2 separate regions of the Homo sapiens genome follow, and region 1 is linked to region 2. A link is a contact called in ENCODE Hi-C or POLR2A ChIA-PET data. All regions are on one chromosome and are shown on one strand. Each heading gives the region's core, a stretch centred on a gene start or an enhancer-like site at or near the end of the contact. The rest is flanking DNA. Distances are from core to core; before and after follow the strand shown.

What was found. Hi-C counts contacts between places; a loop is a spot of excess contacts on that map. ChIA-PET counts read pairs that join two places held with the same protein, here RNA polymerase II (POLR2A).
Region 1: a map of CD4-positive, alpha-beta T cell shows a loop between it and region 2 (2.0-fold over the local background). The contact joins two enhancer-like sites. A Hi-C loop is called at or near these places in 2 of 168 maps with a recorded cell type or tissue (CD4-positive, alpha-beta T cell and psoas muscle). POLR2A ChIA-PET finds 5 or more read pairs at or near these places in 2 of 52 experiments (MCF 10A and activated CD4-positive, alpha-beta T cell).

Annotation. Positions count from the first base shown.
Region 1 is chr1:3,588,434-3,594,202 of GRCh38, reverse strand. The region is part of intron 3 of MEGF6 (multiple EGF like domains 6); the gene reads left to right. Among named protein-coding and RNA genes, the nearest start is that of MEGF6, 20 kb to the left of the region's middle. RefSeq lists enhancers at 1,765-2,444, 2,925-3,489, 3,490-4,055. Within about 2 kb of position 3,687, at least 5 of the 41 ENCODE cell types and tissues checked have a DNase peak (open chromatin) inside an H3K27ac peak, as active enhancers do.
Region 2 is chr1:3,550,728-3,556,537 of GRCh38, reverse strand. The region is part of intron 4 of MEGF6 (multiple EGF like domains 6); the gene reads left to right. Among named protein-coding and RNA genes, the nearest start is that of MIR551A, 7.2 kb to the left of the region's middle. Within about 2 kb of position 2,562, at least 3 of the 41 ENCODE cell types and tissues checked have a DNase peak (open chromatin) inside an H3K27ac peak, as active enhancers do.

The DNA.
Region 1 (5,769 bases), core at 2,438-4,937, 37 kb before region 2:
TCCACCTCGGCCTTCCAAAGTGCTGGGATTACAGGTGTGAGCCACCATGTCCCGCCAGCACGCTCCACGTTGAGGTTTAATGGACAGTGGGCTCCCCTGGGCTCCGGTGACAGGAACAGAACCCAGCTCTAGGGGTCCTTATGGCGGGTAGTTGCCTGGAGCCGCAGGGGCTCTTCTCACACAGGAAGCATGCAGGCTGCAAACCGGGGCTGAAGTTGCCCGTCCTGGCCCGAGCTCCAGCAGGAAAAGGGGAAGAGAAGGGATGATGGCCATGTTTTTCCAGTAGAGGAAGTGGGTAATTCTCTCCAGGAAGGGAGGAGAGTAACAAGGAAGGAGGAGGAGATGGGGCCACTGCTGGCAGCAGGGAGGGGGGTGCTGGCCAGCCGCCCCTCGGAGGGGGTCCCAGCCCCCACTGTTGCTGATGGCACCTGAGCTGTGCCTGTTTCTTTGCTCCTGTCGTCTGGGAGGAACAAAGGGGTCTTTTTAGTGGGGAGGGGGCAGACATCAAAGCCAAGGCTCCCCCGGGTTTCCACTCTGAGGCAGGGGTTCTGGGGCCTGCCAAAGGGGATTCTAATAATGGGGGGAAACAATAGGCAGCTTGGAGCAGGCCGGGGGCGGGGAGAGGAAGTGGGGCTGCCAGCCCGAGTCCCCAGGGTTTACTGGGGGAGAGCGGGCTTTTTGTTCCCAGGAGGGGACTTGAAGGCACAGCCGCATGAATGGCTGGGGCGGGGGTGGGGGTGCCCCTGGGCCTGGGGTCCTGGGTGGGGCGGGGGTGGAGAGCCCGGGCGGGGAAGGCAACTGCAGGTAGAGGTGTGCGCAGCCGCGTTCCCCCGATGCCGTCCCCTCCGAGCCCCGAGCTGGGCTCTGGCTATCCTCGTGTGCCCCTGTGTTCACCTGCGTCAGCAGTAACTGTCTCAGAGTCAGGCTTGAGGGCAGGGGCTGCTGGGTCGTCCCCCGAGGCTGGTTCAGCCGCTCCCCGCTGTGGGGATCTCAGTGTCTCGATGGTCCCAGCAGGGCCTAGTGAGTGTGCCCATCTCCATCACCAGCCTGGCTCGAGGTGAGCTTTGGGCCCGTCCTGCCAGCTCTGTCTGCCTGTGCTGTGGCCAGGCACTAGGCCGCCATCTGCATGTGGGACCCTGGAGCCTTAGAAGAACGTGGTGGCTCTGCCCTGGCCTGGCCCTGCTGGCCGGAGTGGGGTGGAGGGCATCTTGGCTGAGACCCTCCCCGGGGCAGCCCGGGCTGGGCTGAGGCTGGGGGCAGGGAGCAGGGGAGGGTGGGGGTCCTGGTTGTCACGTCGGTGGGGTCTCCACACAGATCCTGGACTTGAGCTTTGGCTTTCTTCTTGTTTTTAAACATTCGTTTTTAGCGCAAGATTTGCTTGTTTGTACCTTTTACTTTTGCTTGTTTTCATGGTCCGGGGAATCCCTGTGATCTCCTTCTCTGGCCGCTCCCTGTTCAACCCCATGGCTGGGTCCCAGCAAGTGAGGGGGGCGGTGGGTGGGTAGGAGTCAGGGTTCACACGGGCTACCCCTGAGCCCCAAGGGTGGGAGGGGTGCTGCCTGGCGCGTCCTGTGCTAGCCACAGAGTCATTCATTTATTTGGTCACTCAATTGTTTGCTGGGTTTTGGCTCAGCTGCTGCCGAGTCCTGGGGGTTCGGGGACCCTGGCAGCGGGTGCTTGCCCATGTGGAGCTCATGGCTGGGATGCTGACTGTGAGCAGATGCTTCTCCTGTGGCCAGGGTGTGACGAGGCCTGCAGGAGTGAGGATGAGCAGATGAGGGCCATTGGGGGCCTGGAGGGTGGTGCTGGGGACTGCGGGAGTGTCTGGGGGGCTGCCTGGGAGCCCGGAACGTCAGAGAGGGAGCAGTGAGTCAGGGTCAGCGGGGGGCCTGGCCAAGGCTTTTGGACCTCCCCACACCACGAGGCCTCCAGTCTAGGCAGGGAAGCCTGCAGGCCCTTCCTCAAGCTGCCCCTCTCAGGGCAGTGGGCTGCACGCCGGGACCTGCAGGCCTGGGGGCACCGTGCCAGCCTCTCTCTAGACCGGCTGCTCTCCTGGGGCCACTGTGTGAGGTTGTTGGGCTGGCTGGGGCTGGGGGCTTCTCTGCATCCCACAGTAGTGCCCTGGCAGGGCAGAATGGGTGGCCTCAGGGACCCTGGCCTGGCCTGACCTGAGCCAGCATGTGGAGCAAGTGTTCGCTGATGGGCCGGATGCCGATGCCCGTCCAAGCAGCCAAGAGTGGAAAACATGGCTCAGTACTGGGCTCAGTTCCCTCCAGGTCGCTTGTGAGCTACGAGACCTTGGTAGCAGCCCCCACCAGCCCCCTCGCTGGTGCCCCCATCCGGTCCCTTGTGAGCTACGAGACCTTGGTAGCAGCCCCCACCAGCCCCCTCGCTGGTGCCCCCATCCGGTCCCTTGTGAGCTACGAGACCTTGGTAGCAGCCCCCAACAGCCCCCTTGCCGGCGCCCCCATCGGGTCCCTTGTGAGCTACGAGACCTTGGTAGCAGCCCCCACCAGCTGCCTCGCTGGCGCCCCCATCAGGTCCCTTGTGAGCTCTGAGACCTTGGTAGCAGCCCCCAACAGCCCCCTCGCCCGCGCCCCCATCAGGCCTCAGGCTCCAGGACTTAGGTGTGACAACACCCACCTGAAAACCTGGGATTAAATGAGTCACTTCATGTGGAGCCTTTGCTTGGTGCCTGTATACAGTAAGAGCTCAAGCAGTGCCAGCTCTTGTTCTTAGAGGAGGAGGCCTGGGTGAAGTCTGCTTGGCCTGTGGTGACTCCTGTTAGTAGCAGTGACAGTGACAGTGGCACACATGGTGATCGGGCACCTTGGTCTTGGCATCCCTTGGCCAAGGGCTTGTGAGCAGGGGTCTCTGGGGACCGAGCCCAGGGCCTTACCCCCTGCTCGGTGGTTCTGGGATATCTCTTCCTGCCTCCCCGTGCTCAGCTGAGGCTCTGCCTTCCCACCCTGGGTTAGCCGAGCGTTTCCGACGCCACATTCCAGCTCTGCCGTGCGCTTCCCATCTCTGCTGGCTCATGCGAGGAGGGCGGGGCGCGGCTGCTGGTGGGGTCGGGGGCTTGTGTTGGGTGGGAGTCTCAAGGTCCCTGCAGGTGCTGGAGCCCCTCAGCCCCTGGGAGGCTCTGCCTCTGTGGGGTCTGCTGAGAGTCACACACGGCTGCTCACGGTCTCCCCAGCCAGTGTGCCTGTGGGCACTGGGGCCGCGCCCAGCCAGGGTCCTCCCTGCTTCCTAGACCAGGGCACCGCTGTCCCTGTGAGCTGGAGGATGATGGTGGGGTGCACGGCCCCTGTGCAGGACAGATGCTCGCTCTTTACACGGCCCCTGTGCAGGACAGACGCTCACTCTTTAGAGGGCCCTGTGGGTCAGGGCTTGGCTCTGTCTCTGCCCTCTCTTTTCTCACCCTTTGCCCCCTTCCTTGTTTCTCCATCACCCTCCAGCCCCTGCTGGCAGGGGAGGGACAGGGGAGGCCCCTGAGCCGATGATGCCCCCCAGCCCCCAGCCGTTGTGAAATTTCCTTGCTTCCGTGTGACCTGGACACCCGGCCGTGGAGGACAATGTCAGGGCCTGGGAGCCCTGCCGTGTTTGTGTAGGAGCGAGGAGTAGGCTAACGCCCGTGAGACTGGCCGGAAGCTGCTAATCGTGTTATGATTTCCCTGAGAGCCACTTACTTAGTGCCGGGCGGGGCGGTGGGGCCTCATGACCGGGGCTTCCAGAGCCCACAACGCCTTGCGGAGCCTGTGGCCCGGGTGCAGTGGGGTTCGGACCCACTCCTCTTGCTGGGGGGGTGTCCTTCCTGCTCATGGATTCTCTGAATTCCACTTTTATCCTGGTCCGGTGCCAGGTTTTTCCCAGACCCTGCCCATGTTTCAGCCGGAGTCTCCCTGGTCCTGGCAGCACCATTTACCTTGGGCACCCCTCCTCCAAGCCGGGCTCCCCGGTGGGCAGAGTGGCAGATGAGCGCCAGCCTGGAGCAGCTGACTCGCTGGTCCTTCCGCATGTACACCCTGAGATGGAACCGTGGAGGAACAAAGCCCAGGAATACCCTGCCTGCAGCCCCCTGTACCCCGCAACTCCTCATACGGGCTGTGCTGGCCTGGCCCAGGGGAGGGGGAGGCCACTGGACGGAGAGGCAGGGCCTCAGCATACAGTTAGGAGCTGCACCAGCTCCATGGGCTGTGATGGGCACTGGGAAGGGATTCTGTGGTCCAGTAAGCGCTTCCTAAACCAGAGTTCAGCAGATTTCTTCTTTTGCAGGAATTTTCAGAGCCTTTAATATGCGAATGTGCCCTGTGGATTCCTGAGACAGACTATACAGGCTTTCCCAAACTAATTGCACCTTGAATCTTGAGGCCATCTTAGAAAAGGAAAATAAAGAAGCCACAAAGTCACAGAGATAAAACAGTGCCCTAAAATGTGTTGAACGGGGCCGATGCAGGCGATCCACTTGACATACGGTCATGGAGGCCCAGCCACGGTGCTCAGGACCCAGAGGGTAGCAGTGAGCAGAAACCTGCACCTGCCCTGACCTCCTGGGGCTCCTGTCCTTGCAGGAGACACTCAGGAAAGGATGAAGCCGCCAGTGAGAAATGCTACGGAGTAAAGTGAGGCAGGAGGAAGGGGCAGAGGGGCTGGGTGGTGCTGGCTTGGATGGGGGTCCAGGAAGGCTCCTCTGTCCGGGTGGTGGTGGTCTACTGATGTGAGGGGTGGGCCTTGCACGTCCCTGGGAAGAGGTCACTGAGTAGGGAACAGAAGGTGCGGGGCCCTGAGGCAGGATCTTGTGGCTGGAGCAAATGGGACGGGCGTGGGGTGGGGGGCGCAGGTATGAGCTCCCGGGGCTGCTGCAGCGAGGGACCACGAGCCAAGCACTGAAACCAATGTGAGTTTACTCTCTCACAGTTCTGGAGGAGAGAAGCCTCAGATCAAGGTGTCAGCAAGGCTGTGCCTGCTCCTGAGGCTCTAGGGGAGGGTCCTTCCTATCTCTTCCAGCTTCCGCGGCGTTCCGTGGTTGTAGACGCCTCGTTCCCCACTCTGCCTCCGTCTCTACATGGTCATCTCCCCTCTGTGTGTCTCTGGGGCCTTTTCTATAGGCCCTAGGGCCCACCCTAATCCAGCAGGGCCTCATCTCAGTCGTGGTGTTCATCACATCTGCAAAGACCCCATTTCTAAGCAGGGTCACATTTAGAGGTCACAGGAAGGCAGGAATATTTGGGGGACAGGATTTCCACCCCACCACAGGGGGATAGGCCTGGGGCCCTCATGAGGGCAGGGGCAGAGTCTGTGCAAAGGAGGGGCTGGGCCTGCCGTGCAGGGCAGAGGTGGGAGTGAGGGCTGCTTCATGGTGGCCCTTGTGAGAGGTGACAGGGCTCACTCAGTTCAGGGGGTCAGGAGGGGCAGAGAGAAGGGGTGGGATTCTGGATTTGCAGATGGAGCAAGAACTGAGTCTAGAGAGCTTGGGCCCGGCCCTGCCTCTGTGAAGGCTGGGGCTGCAGGACCTTGGAGCCCTTCTCTGTGCCCAGCCTGCCTGGCCCTCGACTCTGGGGCAGACCCCCAGGCACCCACGGCCCAGGGAGGACGCTTCAGTGCGACTACCCAGAGCTTCTCTCCAGGCTGTCCTGTCCCCTCCTGCCCCCTCCTGCCCCCTCCTGGCCACTCCTGGCCACTCCTATCCCCTCCTGCCCTGTCCTGCCCCCTCCTGGCCACTCCTGCCCCCTCCTGTCCCCTCCTGCCCCCTCCTGGCCTCTCCTGCCC
Region 2 (5,810 bases), core at 1,313-3,812:
TGGAGTGGGAAGCAGGCAGAAAACCTGGTGGGCGGCCGAGAGGAGGCCCAGGGCGTCTCTTGCTTTGCCGAGGTTTCTCCTACCCCTGCTGGCTGTGGCTCCGTGAGGAGGTCCCGGGCCAATTTGGTTCAGCCAGCCGGCGGTTTTGGATGCGCCACTTACCATGAAACTTCATGTAATGAGTGTGACGTTGTCACCTCTGGGAGCTCATGGGGGTGTCTTTGTGCCAAGATCATGGAGTTTAATTCTGACCTGGCCTGCGGGCCTCACACAGAGCTCTAGGTTATGTATGGGGACCCTGCCCCACTCCCCATCCTGGGAAATCCTGACGGGGCTTGGGGAGCAGAGCATGGACTCACAGGGTGGCCCAGCAACAGGGACGTGGTTCACTTAGCACCTGGGCCACGGAAGGCCACTCCTGCTGTAACAGGTGGAGCCCACCCCCAAGGTCTCTGAACCCAGCCCACCTTGGAGAGGGGCTCCCCTGGCCACGGACTCCAGCTGGTTCCAGGGCCAGCCAGGATCCCGTGAGTCCTGTGGGTGGGCGGGCAGACTTGAGATGTAGCCAGTCCTAGGTGGACTTGCAGCCACAGTCCCTCCCCCAGAGATGATGGGACAGCTTGAGTTGGAGACTTATTTGGGGCACTTTCTTCTTGGACAGATGCTCAGAAGGATGCCAGCTCAGTCTTCCAGGATACCTCGCTTCCTTGGTTGGGGGCAGGGGCAAGTCCTGCCTTTGGATGCCGCCGCTGGCCCGGCTTTCCAGGTCTTGGCCTGAGACCCCAGGAGGAGCTTCTGGCATGAGCGGCAGCAGGCACCTGACCTGGCAGCCCTGCGGGGCAGGGCGGGCTGGAGAAGGCTCCTCTCGGCCCTGCAGGCTCCTGCTGTTTCACTGACGGGTTCAGCTCCCTGGGGCCCCCTTTGCAGCCATGAGAACCACAGGGGTCTTGGTTCTAGTCGTGGAGGATGGGGGCCGCAGGCCAGACCCCAGGAGCTCTGCCGTCTCCTGCTTTCATTTCTGAGCCGCCCACATTAAACACGGCGCCCTCAGTGCTTACAGGAGTCGCCTTGCCCCGGCTCTCATCCTGCCTGTACTTTCCTGTCTCGTCTGGACATGGGTGGTGGAGGCCCAGAGCGGCTTGGGGGTCAGCCACACCCAGCGGCCTGAGGCCATGCCAGCCTGGAACCTGGCCCTCAGGGCCTCTGCCCTGCCTTTGGGCACCTGGCTTCCAGCTGAGCGTGGGTGGAGGCGCAGGGAGAGGCCTCCTGCAGCTCACACCCTCTTCGTGCCCAGCTCCTCCTGCTTGCTGTCTTTTTGGGCAGAAGAGGCCCCTTCTCGGCCCTGATCCATAGCCCTGGGTGGGTGGGTGGGTGGGTGGTGGGGACCACCTGTGCTTCTCTCCGGCCAGCAGGCCCCGTGCGTGGGGTGTTGGCCTGGTGGGATCCAGGCTTTGGTCTTTCCTGCTTTCTCCCATTGCCCTGGACAAGAGGGTGTGGCTGGGTTCCAGGACGGGAGAGGGCCGGGCAGGACCTGGGATCAGCCCTTGTCCCACTCCCCTGCCAGCCGCCCTGTCTTTTCCCTGAGGGAGCTGGAAGAGGCCAACCCCCAAATCAGTGGCCCTAGCCTCCACACTGTGGTTTCCAGAATAGTGGCCCCGCGATGTCCACAGCCTAATCTCAGGGAACTGTGACCTTTACCTTGAATGGCAACGACTTTGTAGATGTGATCACTTTCAGGAATTTGAGATGGGAAGGTGGCCCTGGGTTGCCCAGGTGGACCCTGAATGCTGTCACTCATGTCCTCATGGAGGGAGAGAGGCTGGCACAGGAGAGGAGGGGCAGGGGGACCTCAGAGACAGAGGCTAGAGTGAGAGGATCCAGTTGTGGGAGAGGCTCTGGAGCACCTGCCTGGGGGGCCCAGTCATTCTCACTTTGGACTTCCGGCCTCTAAAACTTTAAGAGAGGCTTCTGTTGTTTAAGCCACCTGGTTAGTGACACTCTGGTACATCAGCCCCAGGAAAGGGATGTAGCTGCCTCCTGTAGCAGCTGGGACCCTGGGGCCCTTACCTGACTCCAGGTGAATTACCTGCCCCTCTTCCCCCAGGCTGAAGCCGCCCTCCCCTCTCACCGGGACACCTGGAGTGCCGTCCCCCTCCCGCCTGGCCCGGCTGGGTCCCCACCCCTTGTTAGACCCCGCTGGCTTTTCCAGTGTTCCTGCCATCCCCCAGCGACACTCTCTCGGAGCCGCCTGGTCGGGGCGCTGGTTGATGCTCCCAGCCCAGTGTTGGAACCCAGAGTCCTCACCGTCTCCTCCTGAGGTGTCGTCTTAGTGCCCCTGCCCACGGCATGCAGCAGGGTGCATGGCAAGGGGGTCACGGTGGCTGCCGGGGGCGGGATGGGGCGCATGTGCTCTTCCCCACCCCAAGCAGGCGTTCTGGAAGCAGGCGCCAAGCTTGTTCCCCACAGGACACCAGGAGGCATGTGGGCCCCACAGAGCAAGCTCGCACAGGGCCCCCCGCTTGTCCCTGCCCCTGAGGTGTTGGCGGAGGGGAGCAGCTGGGTTCCAGGCAGAACATTCCTGGGGAGGAAGACCAGGCAGGCCCCAGCCGTGCCACCCACCCACGTCGGCACTTTCTGGTGTGCTGGCCAACGGGGTGCTCCCGGGCCCACCTGTTCCCAGAAGTTGGACCTCTGAGGCACAGCGGGGTGAGAGGCTGCCCACCCCTCCTGAAGGGGTGACTTTCCAGTGCAGGGCCCCCTGTGAAGCCCCCGATGCCTGCCGCTGCCCTGCCTCTCCTCTGGAGCCACTCGTGGTGGACTCCGGGCCAGCTGGTTTTCGTCAGTGCTCCTGGCTGAGGTTTTGGGACCAGCCCTGACCTGCCTGGGTGACACCAGTACTGCAGGCTGGGAAGATTCGTGGCCTCCCGGGCAGGCAGGGCCTCGTAAATCCTGCTCCTGCCATAGCCTGAGGCCCAGTGGGCGGACTTGGCTCAGGGATCACCATCTCTGAGGACAGCTCCCCTGCCTGGGGTGTGGGGAGGCCTCTCTCCCGTGGCTCCAGCCTCTATCCTGCATGGTGAGGCTCCCCCTCCTCGTCAGCTCTTCCTCCTGGGGCTGGTGGGGGGCGGGAGGGTCTCTTGCCTGTGTCCCCGTCCCGCCTGTTCCTGAAGACTCTCAGGAAAAGACCCAGCACGCCCAGGGGTAGGCAGCGGGGGTCCTGCTGGAGGCGCCAGGCTCACAGGGTACCCGGAGTACCCTGGGGTGGGGGGAGCTGGGCAGGCTGGGCCCCTGGTGGGAAAGCCGATCGGCCGTGGATCCCCATCCTCAGGCTGGAGCCAGGGAGGGAAGGAAGAGGATTTGGGGGGTCAGTGGGGGGCGGGGCTTGTGATGGGGCAGCCTGGCTCCAAGGCCCTGGTAGTTAGGCGGAGCTTGGGGCCTCCCTGTACCCTCAGAACAGGGCTGTGCGTTACCTTTGAGGCCCCTGGCCACCAGCCCTAGTGGCAGCTAGGTCTGTCTGGAGGGGATTAGGGGCTGGGCACCTCTCAAGATGTCCTTGGGGCCTGGCCGGGCCCTGGGCCTTGGACTGAGCCTGAACTCTGAGGGGGACCTGGGCAGCAGCATCTGATCTGTCCACTGGTGGGGCCTCGGGATGAAGCAGCAGGCTTACCTGGTGGGGGACTGGAAGACCCAGCTGGGCTTGGAGGGCAAGGTGGCTGCAGAGAAAAGTGGGGGGTCTGGGCCCGGTGGGTGAGCACAGCGGCCCTTTCCCTCAAGCCACCCTGGCAGGCTGTGGCCTCCTCATTTCCAAGGGAGCCTCCCAGGGTTTCTTTTCTTTTTTTAGAGACAGAATCTTGCTTTGCTACCCAGGCTGGAGTGCCGTGGTGTGACCATACCGTACTGCAGCCTTGAACTCCCGGGCTCAGGCCGTCGATCCTCCTGCCTTAGCCTCCGAGTAGCTGGGATGACAGGCGTGCGCCACCACACCTAGCTAATTTGTTATTTTTTGTAGAGACGGGATCTCATATGTTGCCCAGGCTGGTCTCAAAGTCCTGGCCTCAATAGATCCTCCGGCCTGGGCCTCCCAGAGTGCTGGGATTACGGGCGTGAGCCGCCACGCGTGGTCTTACCAGGATGCCTCAGCGCTTTCTTGGCTCTGTCCTAGACCCCAGTCCTGTTGCCCTCCTGGCATCAGGCGCAGCCCCAGGCAGCTTGTGTTCCTGTGGGGGCCTGGACACCTGCCCTCGCCATGTCCCCACAGCCTGGAGCAGGGAGAAGGCCCTGCCTGGGAGGCTGGCCCTGGTGGGCGGGGTTGAGTGCTAAGGCTCCTCTGTGGCCAGGTTTGCATTCTGTGCCTGGGGCTCGGGCATAGGGAGGCTATGTGCTCGTCAGTGGAGTGGCAATCCTGAGGGGAGCCACCGCTGGGGTCCTGAGGGTTGGGTGAGAAAATGCACCCAGAGTTGAGCCACAGTTTGGCGTGTCCAGAGCAGGGGTCCCCTCCCGTGCCTGGGCTGATGGTAACGTTGACTTGGGGACAAGTGTGGTTCAAGGGGCTGGGATTGCTGATGTCTGAACGGCCCACCTGGGCACCCAGCAAGGCTTGGTCGAACAGAGGCACCAGAGGGAGCTCAGCTCTCAGGCTTCTGCGTGGAAGCTTGAATTGGGAGGTGACAGGGGTTTTACAAGTGCCGGAGGCTCCCAGAGGGTGGCCTCGGGCAGGGTGATCACCTGAGTGGCTGGTTTTCCTGATGGAAGTCGCAGCCCTGCTGGTTTCTGGATGCCCCCATCCAGCTCCCCCCATCCAGCTCCCCCATCTCGGGCTCCCCTGCAGTGTGGTGTGTCTGGGCAGAGGGGTGTGTGGGGAGGGTTGGCGGGGTGCTGTCTCCTGTCCCCTGTGGCTGTGGCAATATAAGTCAGAGCCAGCCTGTGACCACTGAGAGGGTGGGAGCTGGACCGCATCCTGGGAGCATGTGTTGGGTCTGTGTTGACCTTGTGTCTGGCCAGGGAGGGTTTCCAGCCAGCCTGCTATGGGGTTGTATTGGCCACATGGCCAGTGCCTGGTCCCAGGGGAGGCACTGCCCAGAGTGATGTGTGGAGCTGGATTGGCTCAGGGCCTGATGCTGCCCGTTGACTTGGAATTTGGCGAGAGTTTCCCCTGGTGGAGGCTCCCCACATCCCACCCCTTTGGCCCCTTAGGTCCTGTCGTCCCCAGCAGCCTCTCCCAGAGTGATTCATGCTGGCTGAGACCCCTGGGGTCTGCACGCAGGAGCAGGCTGACACCAGCTGCTCCATCCCCAGGTGTGATCCTAGGAAACACTTTGTCACCTGCATGGGGCGGGGCCACCCCCAAGCGGAGCCTCTGGTGTCTCACCACCACGGGGGCTGGGTCTGGCAGCCTCACATCTGTGGGGCATCTGGCCTGGTATAGGCCAGGAGGCTGGCATCGCTAGCGGGGAGCTGCCTGGCCACATGGCCACGCGGGCCCGGCTCTCAGAGCTGGGATCCACATCTTCTTCCTCACCTGCCTCACACTCCGAGGCCCCAAGGCACACAGGCAGCTGCCCAGCCCTGGCCGGCTGGAGCCTCGGATCCTGGCCCTGTCCACACCTGGCGGCTGATCTGAGAGCCCCACTGTCACACCCGTTAGGGTCTCCTGCCAATGGACTAGCACACGGGGGACACTGGCTCCCCCAGGGTGAGTGCACGGGCGGTGGGGGTGTGGGCCCCCTCTTGCTCCCCTCGGGTTCTCACTCTGCAGCCTGTGCTTGCTGGATCGGCTGCAAGGGCTGGGTCTTCGGAGCCCTGCCCCGGTT